2 separate regions of the Homo sapiens genome follow, and region 2 is linked to region 1. Evidence: chromatin contacts called from ENCODE Hi-C or POLR2A ChIA-PET data. All regions are on one chromosome and are shown on one strand. Each heading gives the region's core, a stretch centred on a gene start or an enhancer-like site at or near the end of the contact. The rest is flanking DNA. Distances are from core to core; before and after follow the strand shown.

Region 1 (6,837 bases), core at 1,924-4,423:
GGGGTGCCGTTGGTGGTGGCGTTGTCGATGGTCTGCAAGGCAGGTGGGGGTGTGAGCCCGGGACTGGGTCCTCACCGCTCCGATGCTTTCTGAAATGGAGAATTCTCCAAGGCCAGCTAAGGGCAGAGCTGGCTAACACTACTCCGAGATCCACTGAAAGCACTTATTAGTTTCGTGGCGTCCCCTGCTCTGGGGGAAGAGGGAGCTGCCCCAACACACTGGGGGCTGCACACCTGGCACCTCTCAGGCCTCAGCTCCAGCAGAATCAAAGACTCCCAGCATTTTTGCCCATGGACCTGCAGACGTGAGGGCCTCGCAGCAAAGGGGACGCTGCATGGACCTGGAGTTACCGACCTCATAAAAGCCCACAGTAAGAGCAGAGCCATGAGGAGGGCACCTGGGCTCCAGGGTGTGCTGGACTTCGGGAAGGGACTGGACACAAAGCTGTCTGGCAGGAAGGACTCTGCCGTGTGCATGAGCATCGGCCTGGGGTAAGGAGGCGGGTGCAGCCGCCCCAGCAGAAGAGCCGTGAAGGGTACTCGGCACGCATAGGGAGTGAGGACCCAGTGCTCTATGGATTCCCATCCAGCCTCAAGCCCCCAAGGCTCTGTTTTGACCTCCTGCAATCATGAAACATAAACGGGACATTGCCTGTGATCCCATCCTTCACAAAAGCCCATACTCTTGCTCCAGATCCTCAGGCTATATGTCCTCGTACATTCCTACAGCAGGTGAGGTCACCTCGCACCCTGCACGCCACAAAGCAGTTAGGGTTAGGGTCGGGAAGGAAGGCCGGCAGAGCAGCGCATTCAAGCTGCCTGCCAAATCTGCAGTCACACAGCTGCTGGCACCACGGATCTGGGATGGGGGCCACAGCCCTGTACTTTGAAAAATGCTTCCTGGAGGAATCTTGGGGGCAGAGTTGTAGAAACCCCCCAGCCTCCCCAGCAGGTCCTGGGAGCAGAGGCGCCCCACTCACTCCAGGCCCTGGGGCCCCACCCTTTCCTTCCACGCCGGTCAATGGCCCAGTCATAGCCAAGCCCAGCCTCCTCCTCCAGGCACCTTCCTCCGACCCGTCCTCCACCCACCCAGAAGCAGCCCCGACACAGCGTAGATGCTCTTTCTCTTCTTCTGGTGGGAAAGCTCATCGCCCTCTTGCCAACAGTCTTGAGTTCTGAGACAAGCACTTTTGGACAGTCATCTGCCTGCAGCAGGACGGGCCCACACATGCCCCCTCCCACCTGGCCATACTCACGTGCAACGTGCCCGGGCCGCCCTCCAGCACCACGCACACGATGGGGATCTTGATGGCCACACCTAGAAAAAGCACACAGCCGAGTGAGGGCCACACCTAAACAAAGCACGGAGCCGAGTGAGGGCCACACCTGAACAAAGCATGGAGCCGAGTGAGGGGACAGAGGTGGGGGGCAAGACCCTGCACTGAGGGCACTCTCCCCTGCCCCCTGCTGGCTCCAGCCTAACCACACACTGAAGCACCTGCTGGGAGGCCTCTTGCCAGTGCTGAGTCGCCGTTTAAAGTCAAAGCTCCACATTCCCAGGGGACCTGCCTGTTCCACATCAATGAGCAGACTCAAGAGCCCCCCGCCACCCACACTTCCCCGCTCGCTTGCTTCCCATCCACCCCTGCCTGCTTTCTTGGGAGGGAGGGAGAGGGGCTATGGACAATCAGAGCTGAGGCCCCAAGCAGGTGGCACAACCTGCCACGCGTGGATGCGAGCAGCATGCGGCACGTCCATCCTGTGTCCATCCGCCCAGCCCCACCCTGAACTTCATCCAGCCCAACAGCAGTGGAGCCTGAGAAGGACTTGGCAACCCCTTTCCCCAGGCAGCAAACTCTGTCTGTGAGCCCCCCATGGGCCCATCGTCTTCACACACTCACCCACACATCCCACCCCAGATGTCCTAGTCAAGCAGGTTCTCAAAGTGTGGTCCCTGAACTGCAGCATCGCCCTCACCAGGGAACGTGCTCCTACTAGTCAAGCAGGTTCTCAAAGTGTGGTCCCTGGTCCCTGAACTGCAGCATCGTCCTCACCAGGGAACGTGCTCCTACTAGTCAAGCAGGGTTCTCAAAGTGTGGTCCCTGGTCCCTGAACTGCAGCATCGCCCTCACCAGGGAACGTGCTCCTAATGCAAGTTCTCAGCCCACCTGGAGCTGCTGAGTTGGACCCTGGGGCTGGGGCCCACAAGCTGGTGAGGAACCCTCCAGGGGAGTTCGATGCACAAGGAACCCTGCAAGGGACCCCAGCCCACCCAGCCACAGGTCAGACACCTCCCGTTCACCATCTCCTCTTTGAACCCTCCTCAAGTGATATGCAAAACCCCGCACTTGACCTCCCGACGTCCTCAAACCCATCCCATCCCACCTATGAGGAAAAAGGTATCAAATCCTAAGTTTTGACTATCGTACATTCTGATTTCTGAACCTGAGAGCAGACCATGATCAAGGTTTAAAATAATTGTAGGGCCAGGCACAGTGGTTCAAGCTTGTAATCCCAGCACTTTGGGAGGGTGATGGGAGGATCCCTTGAGCCCAGAAGTTCGAGGCTACAGTGAGCTGAGATCACACCACTGCGCTCCAGACCCTGTCCCAAAAAAAATGTAGGTTGGCCCATTACCTGCGAGCACACAGGTGAGCTGCCAGCCCCCCAGACCGCCCTCCCACTGGCTAAAATGGGCAAGAGAAGATGACCCTCCTGGAACAAAGTATAAAGAGACACGGGAAAGAAACCCAGGTGTGTTCTGAGGACGTTCCGAGTACCATGAACATCCTGGTTGTGACCAGCTGTACCTGACAGTCTGACCAGCTCACCGCGCTCTCTGCCGAGTGCCACGAATGACCTGTGACCAGCTGTACCTGACACTCTGACCAGCCCACTGCACTCTCTGCCAAACGCCAGGCCTGTTGAACGTCCTGGTCGTGACCAGCTGTACCTGACACTCTGACCAGCCCACTGTGCTCTCTGCCCAATCACCCTCGAAAGCAAGCTCCCCTACCTCCTCTTTCCTTGGTCTGCTCCGATATGAACTTCTCCAGCCTGGTCCTCAGAGGAATCTCCACCCCGTACTGGCCGTGGGTCCCGTCGTCCACGAGGATGAAGTGAGAGTGGTTGCTGTCTAGGCAGGTCAGGTTCCCTTGGCCATCCTCATCCAGTATGTACTCGGCGGGGAAGCTGCCCTGGGATGGCCAGGAAGCGTCAGACACTGCTTCTGGAAAGCTCTGCCTCTCTAACGCGAGCAGGCTGAACACCGGCCCTCACAGAGACCAGGTCCCAGTCCCTGGAATCTGTGGACGTGGCCTTATTGGAGAAAGCGACTTTGCACATGTGATCGAAACATGAGATTAACTTGGATGATCCGAGTGGGCCCAAAATACCATCACAGGTGTCCTTACAGGAGAGAGGTGGTGGGGGACACACACAGGAGAGGAGGCCGAGGGACCACAGAGGCAGGGGCAAGTGACATAGCCACAAGTGGAGAAAGCCGGACCCCCCAGGAGTGGAGGAGGCGGGGAAACAGACGTGTGACCCTGACTTCAGAGTTCTGTCCTCCAGACACGTGAGAGACCACAATGCTGCTGTTTCAGGCTTGAGGCCATTTGTTACGGCAGCCACAGGAAACGGATACAGGTCTGGGGTGAGGAAGTGGGCTGCTGCTGCAACAAACACCTAAAAATGTGGAAGTGGCATTGAAACCGGCAATGGGGAGACGACGGGAGGATTTAGAAGCACCATGAATGGAAAACGTCTCAACGTCCTTGAAGAGAATGTTGGTGGGAATGTGGTATTAAAGGCCTTGCGGAGACGGGCGCGGTGGCTCACGCCTGGAATCCCAGCACTTTGGGAGGCCAAGGCGGGAGGATCACCTGAGCCCTGGAGTTCGAGACCAGCCTGGACGACATAGCGGATCTCATGTCTACAAAAATGAAAAAATTAGCCGGGCATGGTGGTGCACACCTGTAGTCCCAGCTACTTGGGAGGCTGAGATGGGAAGATCACTTGAGCCCGGGAGGTCAAGGCTGAGGATCGCACCAACATACTCCAGCCTGGGCAACAGTGAGACCCTGTCTCAGAAAAAAAACAACTCGCAGTAAGGGCTCAGAAGGAAGTGAGGAGCAGGGCAGAGAGGGCTTTGTTGCCCTAGAGCAGGGGTCCCCCACCCCCTGGGCCATGGACTGGTAATGGTCTGTGGCCTGTGAGGATCTGGGCTGCTCACAGCAGGAGGTGGGTGGTGGGTGAACGAGCGAAGCTTCATCCCTATTTACAGCCGCTCCCCATCGTGTGTGTGACTGTCCGAGCTCCACCTCCTGTCAGATCCGCGGCATTAGATTCTCATGGGAATACTAACCTTACTGTGAACTGTGCATGCGAGGGACCTAGGTTGTACTCCCCTTACGAAAATCTAATGCCTAATGATCTGTCACTGTCCCCCATCACCCCCAGATGATGGGACCGTCTAGCTGCAGGAAAACAAGCTCAGGGCTCCCACTGATCCTACATTATGGTGAGCTGTATGATTACTGCATTATATATTACAATGTAATAATAGAAATAAAGTGCACAATAAACGTAACGTGCTTGAATCATCCCCAAACCAACCGCTTACCACCCCGCCCCCATCTGTGGAAAAACTCTCTTCCACGAAACCAGTTCCTGGTGCCAAAAAGGCTGGGGACCGCTGCCTTAGAAAATATATATACGGGCCAGGCACGGTGGCTCACGCCTGGAATCCCAGCACTTTGGGAGGCCAAGGTGGGCAGATCAGTTGAGGTCAGGAGTTCGAGACCAGCCTGGCCAACATGGTGAAACCCCGTCTGTACTAAAAATACAAAAATTAGCTGGGTATGGTGGCACATGCCTGTAATCCCAGCTACTCGGGAGGCTAAGGTGGGAGATTTGCTTGAACCCGGAAGGTGGAGGTTGCAGTGAGCCAAGATCGCACCACTGCACTCCAGCCTGGGCAAAAGAGCAAGGCTCCATCTCAAAAAAAAAAAAAGAGAGAGAGAGAGAATACATATACTGGCATGAACAGAATTTTAGCAGAAAAATGAACATCACAGTTGCTTCTTCTGGTGAGGGCTCAGAAGGAAGTGGGAAATGTGGTACTGGAGACTGGAGGGAAGGCCAACTTTGCTGCAGAGTGACAGAAAGCCTGGCTGAATTGTGCTGTGCAGTTTTGTGGAGAGCAGAACTGTAAATGATGAACTTGAAGATTTAGCCGCAGAGATCTCCAAGCAAAGTGTTCAAGTTGTGGCCTGGCTTTTTTTTCTTGCTGCTTCTCACAAAATGCAAAAGGAAAGAGAGAAATTGAGGGAAAAACTGACAGACAAAATGGAACCAGGACTTGATGATGTGGGAAATTCTCAGCCTATCCGGGTCGCATATAATGCAGGTCGCATATAATGCAGGTCGCATATAATGCAGGTCGCATATAATGCAGGTCGCATATAATGCAGGTCGCATATAATGCAGAAAATGAAAAGAGATTCACTGTTCGAAAAGCAGACTCTAAAGAGAAGGCCAACGGCCAAGCGCAGTGGCTCACACCTGTAATCCCAGCACTTTGGGGGGCCGAGGCGGGCGGATCACTTGAGGTCAGGAGTTCGAGACCAGCCTGGCCAACATGGAGAAACCCTGTCTCTACTAAAAATACAAAAATTAGCTGGGCATGGTGGTGGGTGCCTGTAGACCTAGCTACTCAGGAGGCTGAGGCAGGAGAATCACTTGAACCCAGGAGGCGGAGGTTGCAGTGAGCTGAGATCGCACCACTGCACTCCAGCCTGGGCAACAGAGTGAGACTGTCTCAAAAAAAAAACAAAAAGAAAAAAGAGAGAGGGCCAAGGGTGTGTCTAAACAACCTCCTGCTAGTGATGAAGAGACCAGGCAAGGAGACTGCAATTCACTCAACCATCTCAGAAGCCAGGAGTGGAGACAGCATCACAGGAAAGGTCTGCAGAGCCCTTTTTGTCTACTGGCAGAAATTCCTATGGCATTCAAAGGAGGACTGCAAGGTTTTCACAAATGTTATATCAACAACAACACTGCAAATTTGGACTGAAAGGGACAGAGACGGGATAAAATGAAAGGTCGTCAGACTCCTTAAAATCTTCAAGCAGACTAAAAGCTATAACCTTCAGGGAAAAGGATCGTCCTGAAGGCAGGGCCGTGGACACAGAGCAGGGTAGGGGGTGCCCAAGCCACAGAGGGGTCTCCCCGGTCTTATCACCTAGTGCATTCTGCCTGCCGGGTTTTGGAATTGCCTGGGGCTGGTGATGCCTTCGTTCCTCCCGTGTTCCCCCATTGGGAATGAGAGTGTCTGCAGCTGTGATGCTACACCTGCTCTTCCCTTGTATTTTGGAGATAGGTGACTTGTTTTCTGGTCTCACAGGTGCACATATGAAGAGAAATTCTGCCCCAGAATGGATCAGACCCAGAGTCTTCAGCGTCCCTGACTTAAATGATGACATTTGGGACTTTTGAGCTGATGATATTTTTGTTTGTTTGTTTTGTTTTGCTTGAGACGGTGTCTCGCTCTGTCACCTGGGCTGGAGTGCAGTGGCACAACCTTGGCTCGCTGCAACCTCCGCCTCCCAGGTTCAAGCGATTCTCCTGCCTTGGCCTCCCAGTAGCTGGGATTACAGTCGCCTACCACCATGCCCGGCTAATTTTTTGTAGAGACGGGGTTTCTCCATGTTGACCAGGCTGGTCTCAAGCTCCTGACCTCAGGTGATATGCCTGCCTTGGCCTCCCAAAGTGTTGGGATGACAGGTGTGAGCCACCGCACTCGGCCAAGCTTATGATATTTACATGAGATTTTGAT
Region 2 (6,837 bases), core at 4,100-6,599, 36 kb after region 1:
GTGTAGCCCCCTGAGATTTACTGGGGAGCAGCGTGCCTAACTCACCCCCTGTAAGAAGGGAGGCCCAGGGCTGGGCAGGGGGCCAAGGCTGTGACGTAGGTCCAGTGGAGCCTTCGTGAGCCCACCAGAGCTCTGAGGCCCGTGGCCGTCACACTGTGCCCCTGCAAGCACCCACAGCCTGAGCCTGTTGGAAGCTTCCTACCACTGCTGGGGACCAGCTCCAGACTCATTAGCAGTGAACATTCTGCCTGCTTGGTGTAGAAGAGCTCAGAAGGCACTGCTCTGAGACTTTTCTGTCATCCCACATCTTACACCAACCTGAGGACTAAGCTCTGATTTTTTTTTTTTTTTTTTTTGAGGTGGATTCTCGCTCTGTGGCCCAGGCTGGAGTGCAGTGGCGCGATCTCGGCTCACTGCCAAGCTCCGCCCTCCAGGTTCACGCCATTCTCCTGCCTCAGCCTCCCAAGTAGCTGGGACTACAGGTGCCCACCACCACGCCCAGGTAATTTTTTGTATTTTTAGTAGAGACGGGGTTTCACCATGTTAGCCAGGATGGTCTCAATCTCCTGACCTCGTGATCTGCCCGTCTTGGCCTCCCAAAGTGCTGGGATTACAGGTGTGAGTCACCACGCCTGGCCAGCTCTGATTTTTTTTCTTGCCTATATTCCTATCTAAGGGATATGGAGAGTCATGCCCTACAAACCATAAATTCTCATCAGACGGGTTTTATTTAACCCTATATGTCATAACTTACTTTCCAATCTGACTCTGGCATAACATGACAAGGAATAAAATCAAAATATTTTACCCCGAAACATGTTTCCTGCCATATTTTGAGACGCTCCTGCAAAGCCGTCCTTTGTGGGAGAAAATGTGCATCTGGAAGGAATCTCTATTCACATAGCTTGATCTTTTTCTTCCAGGCCCTCCCAATCCTGACGAGATTAACTGAGAGTCTAGCACCTTTTAAAGGTGTGAATAGGAAACATTCGTCATCGATTGTCTCTAAGGGCAGCCATTAAAGACTTCAAAAGAACCTTGGTCCCCACAGTCTTTTTTTTTCTTTTTTTCTGTGCAGTGGCGCAATCTCGGCTCACTGCAAGCTCCGCCTCCCGGGCTCACACCATTCTCCTGCCTCAGCCTCCCGAGTAGCTAGGACTACAGGCGCCCGCCCCCATGCCCAGCTAATTTTTTTGTTTGTTTTTTGTATTTTTAGTAGAGACAGGGTTTCACCGTGTTAGCCAGGATGGTCTCGATCTCCTGACCTCGCGATCCGCCCGCCTCGGCCTCCCAAAGTGCTGGGATTACAGGCGTGAGCCCCCGTGCCCAGCGGTCTCCACAGTCTTTTATCTGAACCTGAGCATTTCCTTTCTATGGATCCCAGGTCTTTAGACAAACTCAACCGTCAACCAGAAAATGTTTAAATTCACCGATAGCCTGGAAGCCCCCACTTTGAGTTGTCCCGCCTTTCTGAATCAAACCAACGTATTTCTTAAATGTATTAGATTGCTGTCTCATGCCTTCCTAAAAAGTAAAAAACCAAGCTGTGCCCCGACCACCTTGGACACATGTTCTCAGGATTTCCTGAGGGCTGCGTCACGGGCCATGGTCATTCATATCTGGCTCAGAATAAATCTCTTAAAATATTTTACAGAGTTTGACTCTTTTTGTCAACACCACGATATAGAAGGTTAAATAAAACCCATCTGATGAGAATTTATGGTTTGTAGGGCATGACTGTCCATGCCCTTTAGGAATTTGGGCAAGATAAAAAAAGAAAAATCAGAGTTTAGTCCTCAATTACTTCAAGGCCGAGAGTGAGTTCTGGCCTTGAAGTAATCTTGTTGGAGACAGAATGAGGTGTCCGGTCCCTTTCAGGAGCTGACCCCTGAAGCTTCCAAGCAAAGAGATGACCAGATAAGTGAGCATGGTGTGTGCTTAACAGGCATCCAGGTAAACTAAATGTGCATAAGGCCTGAGAGCACAGGATGGGAACGGAGTGGAGGTTCACATTCCCAGGCTGTATTTCAAGATGGAAGGTAACACAAGCAGCTTGTCTCAGTTACATCTTCAGACTAGGGTGGAGGAGGAGGAAAGGGGAAAGGGGAAAAAGTTTTAAAACATGGTTTGAGGCTTAGCTGTGTGAAAGGAATATAAAGCTCAAGACCTTAAAATCACTAAGTCAAGGGAAAAGTCAGCTGGAAAATGCATCAGGCAAACCTGCCTCCAATTTTATTCCTAAATAAGATCGCTACAAAGATAAAAAGCTATGAAGCTCCCTCACAATTTGCCCACAAGGAAATTCCTTGTGGGCCTCAAGATCTTTACCCTCAAACAGTTCTGTTGAATTTCACCCTGGAATGTAAACTGATAGCTGATCTTCACAGGTGTGGGACAGGAGGTCATCCCCCTGCTCACCGGAGACACATGCCTATCTGTTTGCTTTCTCTGCCTTATTGTTTATGTAAAAATGCAGATTTACTAAGCTAGACCAAATTGTGTATTCAGTGAAAGGACTCAAAAGAATGCAATCTTTTGTCTCTTATCCACCGATGACCTGGAAGCTGGAAGCCTCCCTCCACCCCCACAACCCCACCCGGCCTTCAAGGTGTCCTGCCTTTCCAGACTGAACTAATGTACATCTTTTTTTTTTTTTTAAGACGGAGTCTCGCTCTTGTTGCGCAGACTGGAGTGCAATGGCACAGTCTCGGCTCACTGCAACCTCTGCCTCCCGGGTTCAAGCGATTCTCCTGCCTCAGCCTCCAAAGTAGTTGGGATTACAGGCGCCCACTGTCAGGCCTCTGAGCCCAAGCTAAGCCACCATGTCCCCTGTGACCTGCACGTACACATCCAGATGGCTGGTTCTCGCCTTAACTGATGACATTCCACCATAAAAGAAGTGAAAATGGCCTGTTCCTGCCTTAACTGATAACATTGTCTTGTGAAATTCCTTCTCCTGGCTCATCCTGGCTCAAAAGCTCCCCTACTGAGCACCTTGTGACTCCCACTCTGCCCGCCAGAGAACAACCCCCCTTTGACTATAATTTTCCTTTATCTACCCAAATCCTATAAAACGGCCCCACCCTTATCTCCCTTCACTGACTCTCTTTTCAGACTCAGCCCACCTGCACCCAGGTGAAATAAACAGCTTGATTGCTCACACAAAGCCTGTTTGGTGGTCTCTTCACATGGACACGAGTGAAACCCACCACCGCGCCCAGCTAATTTTTTGTATTTTTAGTAGAGACAGGGTTTCACTATGTTGGCCAGGCTGGTCTCGAACTCCTGACCTCAGGCCATCCACCTGCCTCAGCCTCCCAAAGTACTGGGATTATAGGCGTGAGCCACCGCGCCCGGCTTAATGTACATCTTATACATATATTTTTTCTTCTTTTTCCATCTTACACATATTGATTGATGTCTCATGTCTCCCTAAAAATGTATGAAAGCAAGCTGTGCCCCAGCCACCCAGGGCACATGTCATCAGGACCTCCTGAGGCTGTGTCATGGGCTTGTCCTTAACCTTGACAAAATAAACTTTCTAAACAGATTGAGTCCTGTCTCAGATATTTTGGATTCACAGCTGCTAAGCTGCTCGGTTACAATTGAAGGCTCATGGGTTAGGGGTTGTTCAAAGGTAGTTTGGTGAACAGGGGGCTAGGGCATGGGGAGTGCTGATTGGTTAGGTGCGAGATGAAATCTAGCTGTCCTTTTGGTCCTTTTGTGCTGCATGGCTTCTGGGTGGGGCCACAGGAGCTGTTGGCAAGACATTTAGCTGGATCCATCCGTGTGAGACATGCAAGAAACCTGCAAAGGTACAATAGTGATGTTACCTGCAGGAGTAATTGGGGAAGTAGCTTATCTTGTGACCTCCAGAATAATGGCTGACGAATGTTTACATCTGCATCTTAGTGGAATTCATGCTCCTCTATCCTTCTAGGCTGGTAGTGTAACCGCCCAATGGGTTCGCCTTGCCCACTGCCTAGACAGAACCGATTTATCAAGGCAACGGAATTGCAATGGAGAAAGAGTAATACACACAGAGCTGGCTGTGCAGGAGAGCAGAGTTTTATTATCACTCAAATCAGTCTCCCCAAGCATTCGGGGATCCGTGTTTTTAAGGATAATTTGGCGGGTATGGGCTCAGAAAGTGGTGAGTGCTGATTGGTCAGGTCGAAGATTAAATCATAGGGGGTCAAAATGAGTTCTGGCTGACTTCTGTCCCTGGGTGGGATCACACACATGGTTGAGCCAGATTATCCGTTTGGGTGGTGTCATCTGCTGCATCTGAATGCAGGGTCTACAAAATATTTCAAGCACTGACCTTAAGTTTTGCAACAGTGATGTTATTCCCAGAAGCAATTTGGGGAGGTTCAGACTCTTGCCGCCAGAGGTTGCATGGCCCCTAAACTGTAATTTTTAATCTCGTAGCTTAATTTGTTAGTCCTACAAAGGCAGACTGGTCCCCAGGCAAGAAGGGTTTTTTTGGGAAAGGGCTATTATCAATTTTGTTTCAGTTTAATCTATAAACTAAATTCCTTCCCAAGGCTAGTCTGGTCTACACCCAGGAATGAACAAAAGCAGCTTAGAGGATAGCAGGAAGATGGGGTGGGTGAGGAGATCTTCCCCTGTCATAATTTCTTCAGTTATGATTTTTGCAAAGGCGGTTTCAGTGGTCTCATTAGCTTTACAAAGGCTGTTTAGTTTTGAGGAAGGGCTGCTATCACTTAAACTATAAATGTCTCCCAAAGTTACCTTTGCTTATCCAGGAATAATTAAGGGCAGTTTTAAGGCCAAAGGCAAGATGGGGGTTGGCCAGATCTCCTTCAAGGCCAACCTTCTCTCACCGATACAATTTTTTGCAAAGGCGGTTTCAGAACGTCAGAACGCCTGTCTTAATGTAACTGTGGCCCATGTAACGATGTTTAGAGGGTCTTATCTGATTTCTAAAAGGTTGAAATGCTTGTAAGGGCTCTGCTGGACCTGCCCGTGCGTCTTTCCTATAAATGCGTCTTTTCTGTAAATGCTGGGAGGGAGGGAGACAAGGAATCAACACAGCCCCAGGGCTGCCCTGGGTTTATTCCAAGAGTTTGAATCGCGTAACTTGGAGCTGTGTAGCGCCCATGCCATCCACGCTAGGCCTGCGCTCAGAGTCAGGCCTAGGCACTCGGCCATGATGCGCGTCGGACCGAGCCCACCCCGCTCGGTTCCTGGGAGCAGCAGTTCAGCCCTCACTGGGCCGACTCGGGGACCGCCACCTGCACCCACCCTCTGCTCGCTGCGCGCTTCCGGGGTCGCGTTAGAATCGCGTCAGAGAAGGGCGCCCCAGGCCGCGCATGAGCAGGAGCAGAGCCAACGTGTCAGCGGCGCCCAAGCGGCCCCAGCGGGCTCGCGTCGCCCCGCTCTCCTCACCGAGCCGCCAATCGGCTCAGGATCCGCCCCTGACGACGCGGGCCCCGCCCCTGGAGACACGCGCCGCGCAGTCGTCACCCGCCCGGGATCAGGAGGCCGGGGGCGCCCGCCGGTCGGGCCTGGGCGGCCGCCATGAAGCTGACGCGGAAGATGGTTCTGACCCGGGCCAAGGCCTCGGAGCTGCACAGCGTGCGCAAGCTCAACTGCTGGTGAGGCGGGGCCTGGCCGCGGCCGCCCCGGGGTGGGGGGAGGAGCCGGGGCGGGGCGAGGGCGGAGCCGGAGGGAGGAGCCGGGGCGGGGAGAGGGCGGAGCCGGAGGGAGGAGCCGGGGCGGGACGAGGGCGGAGCCGGAGGGAGGAGCCGGGGCGGGGAGAGGGCGGAGCCGGGGCGGGGAGAGGGCGGAGCCGGGGCGGGGAGAGGGCGGAGCCGGAGGGAGGAGCCGGGGCGGGACGAGGGCGGAGCCGGAGGGAGGAGCCGGGGCGGGACGAGGGCGGAGCCGGAGGGAGGAGCCGGGGCGGGACGAGGGCGGAGCCGGAGGGAGGAGCCGGGGCGGGGCGGGGCGGGGGCGGAGTGGAAGGGGGGAGGGGCAGGGGCGAGGGCGGCGAAGGAGCCGCGGGTGAGGGAGGGGAGGAGGCCGGGGGTCGGGGTCGCCTGGGCCCCCCCCCATTTCCCGGCCCGCCTTTGCCCCGGGTGCCCTGTGGGCTGGGTCTGTTGTCTGGGGTTGCCAGCAGTCACTGGGACCAAGTCGAATAGGAGAGAGAACTGAGCTTTCCAGGACTGAGTCAGGAAACACGTTGGTAATCAGTACTGGGGGCGGCCGTTCCCAGGGTACTCCTAGCAGGTGACAGGAAGGGACGTGGGTGCGGTGGGACCCAGGCAGGCTGAAAGGCAGGTAATGCTGAGTCTCACTGAGCCAAGGAAGACCAGGAGCTTCCAGAAGAGGGAGCCTGGAGTTGAGGCCTGCAAGATCTCCAGGGTTCCCTGGGGACTCAGCAGAGTGACCGCGCCGTGTCAACTGGCCTCACCGTGCAGGCGGGTGTGGGGGTCAGCGAGAGCAGACGCTTCCTCCCAGGGGTGTCCGCAGACTGCCCAGAGTGAGCTCTTCCCTGTTAATTAAAAAGCTTTTCTCTCTGCCCTGGCATATCTGGTGTTTTGGCTACAATTCCCGTGTCATTTGCTTTCAATAATGCATTTCTTTGTTTTGCATGGGGTGGTCAGTACTCCCACTAAGCTGGGAGAAACAACAACCCTGTTTCAGGCTTTTAAAGTTTGCTTCATAAGTTGCCTGTTCACCCTTTGAACTTGACCTCTTATAAAGACGCCCTTGTTTATGTCTGTCAGTGAGAGAAATGAACCTTCTGCTACTCAGGGACCATGAGGAAGAGTTCATCTTTTTGTGTCTTACAAATGGAGCAACCCTGCTGCT

The links. A loop is a pair of places that touch in the nucleus more often than their neighbours do. ChIA-PET counts read pairs that join two places held with the same protein, here RNA polymerase II (POLR2A). Pooled maps may share reads with other maps.
Region 2: a map with no recorded cell type shows a loop between it and region 1 (6-fold over the local background). The contact joins the promoter of CFAP410 here to the enhancer-like site in region 1. A Hi-C loop is called at or near these places in 5 of 168 maps with a recorded cell type or tissue (CD14-positive monocyte, CD8-positive, alpha-beta T cell, heart left ventricle and 2 more), 3 of 37 single-sample maps with no recorded cell type and 4 of 50 pooled maps. POLR2A ChIA-PET finds 5 or more read pairs at or near these places in 3 of 52 experiments (Caco-2, HEK293T and OCI-LY7).

What each region holds. Positions count from the first base shown.
Region 1 is chr21:44,372,192-44,379,028 of GRCh38, reverse strand. It overlaps TRPM2 (transient receptor potential cation channel subfamily M member 2), which reads right to left. Exons shown (of 32, transcript NM_003307.4): 6 at 3,016-3,196; 7 at 1,256-1,317; 8 at 1-32. Among named protein-coding and RNA genes, the nearest start is that of TRPM2, 22 kb to the right of the region's middle. RefSeq lists a silencer at 1-204 and enhancers at 698-1,199, 1,200-1,699. Within about 2 kb of position 3,173, at least 3 of the 41 ENCODE cell types and tissues checked have a DNase peak (open chromatin) inside an H3K27ac peak, as active enhancers do; they include CD14-positive monocyte, where a contact is called at or near this core.
Region 2 is chr21:44,337,902-44,344,738 of GRCh38, reverse strand. It overlaps CFAP410 (cilia and flagella associated protein 410), which reads left to right and starts at 5,349. Exons shown (of 7, transcript NM_004928.3): 1 at 5,349-5,621. The coding sequence starts at 5,545. RefSeq lists enhancers at 724-1,279, 2,022-2,665, 2,666-3,308, 5,171-5,390 and silencers at 5,391-5,760, 6,061-6,180.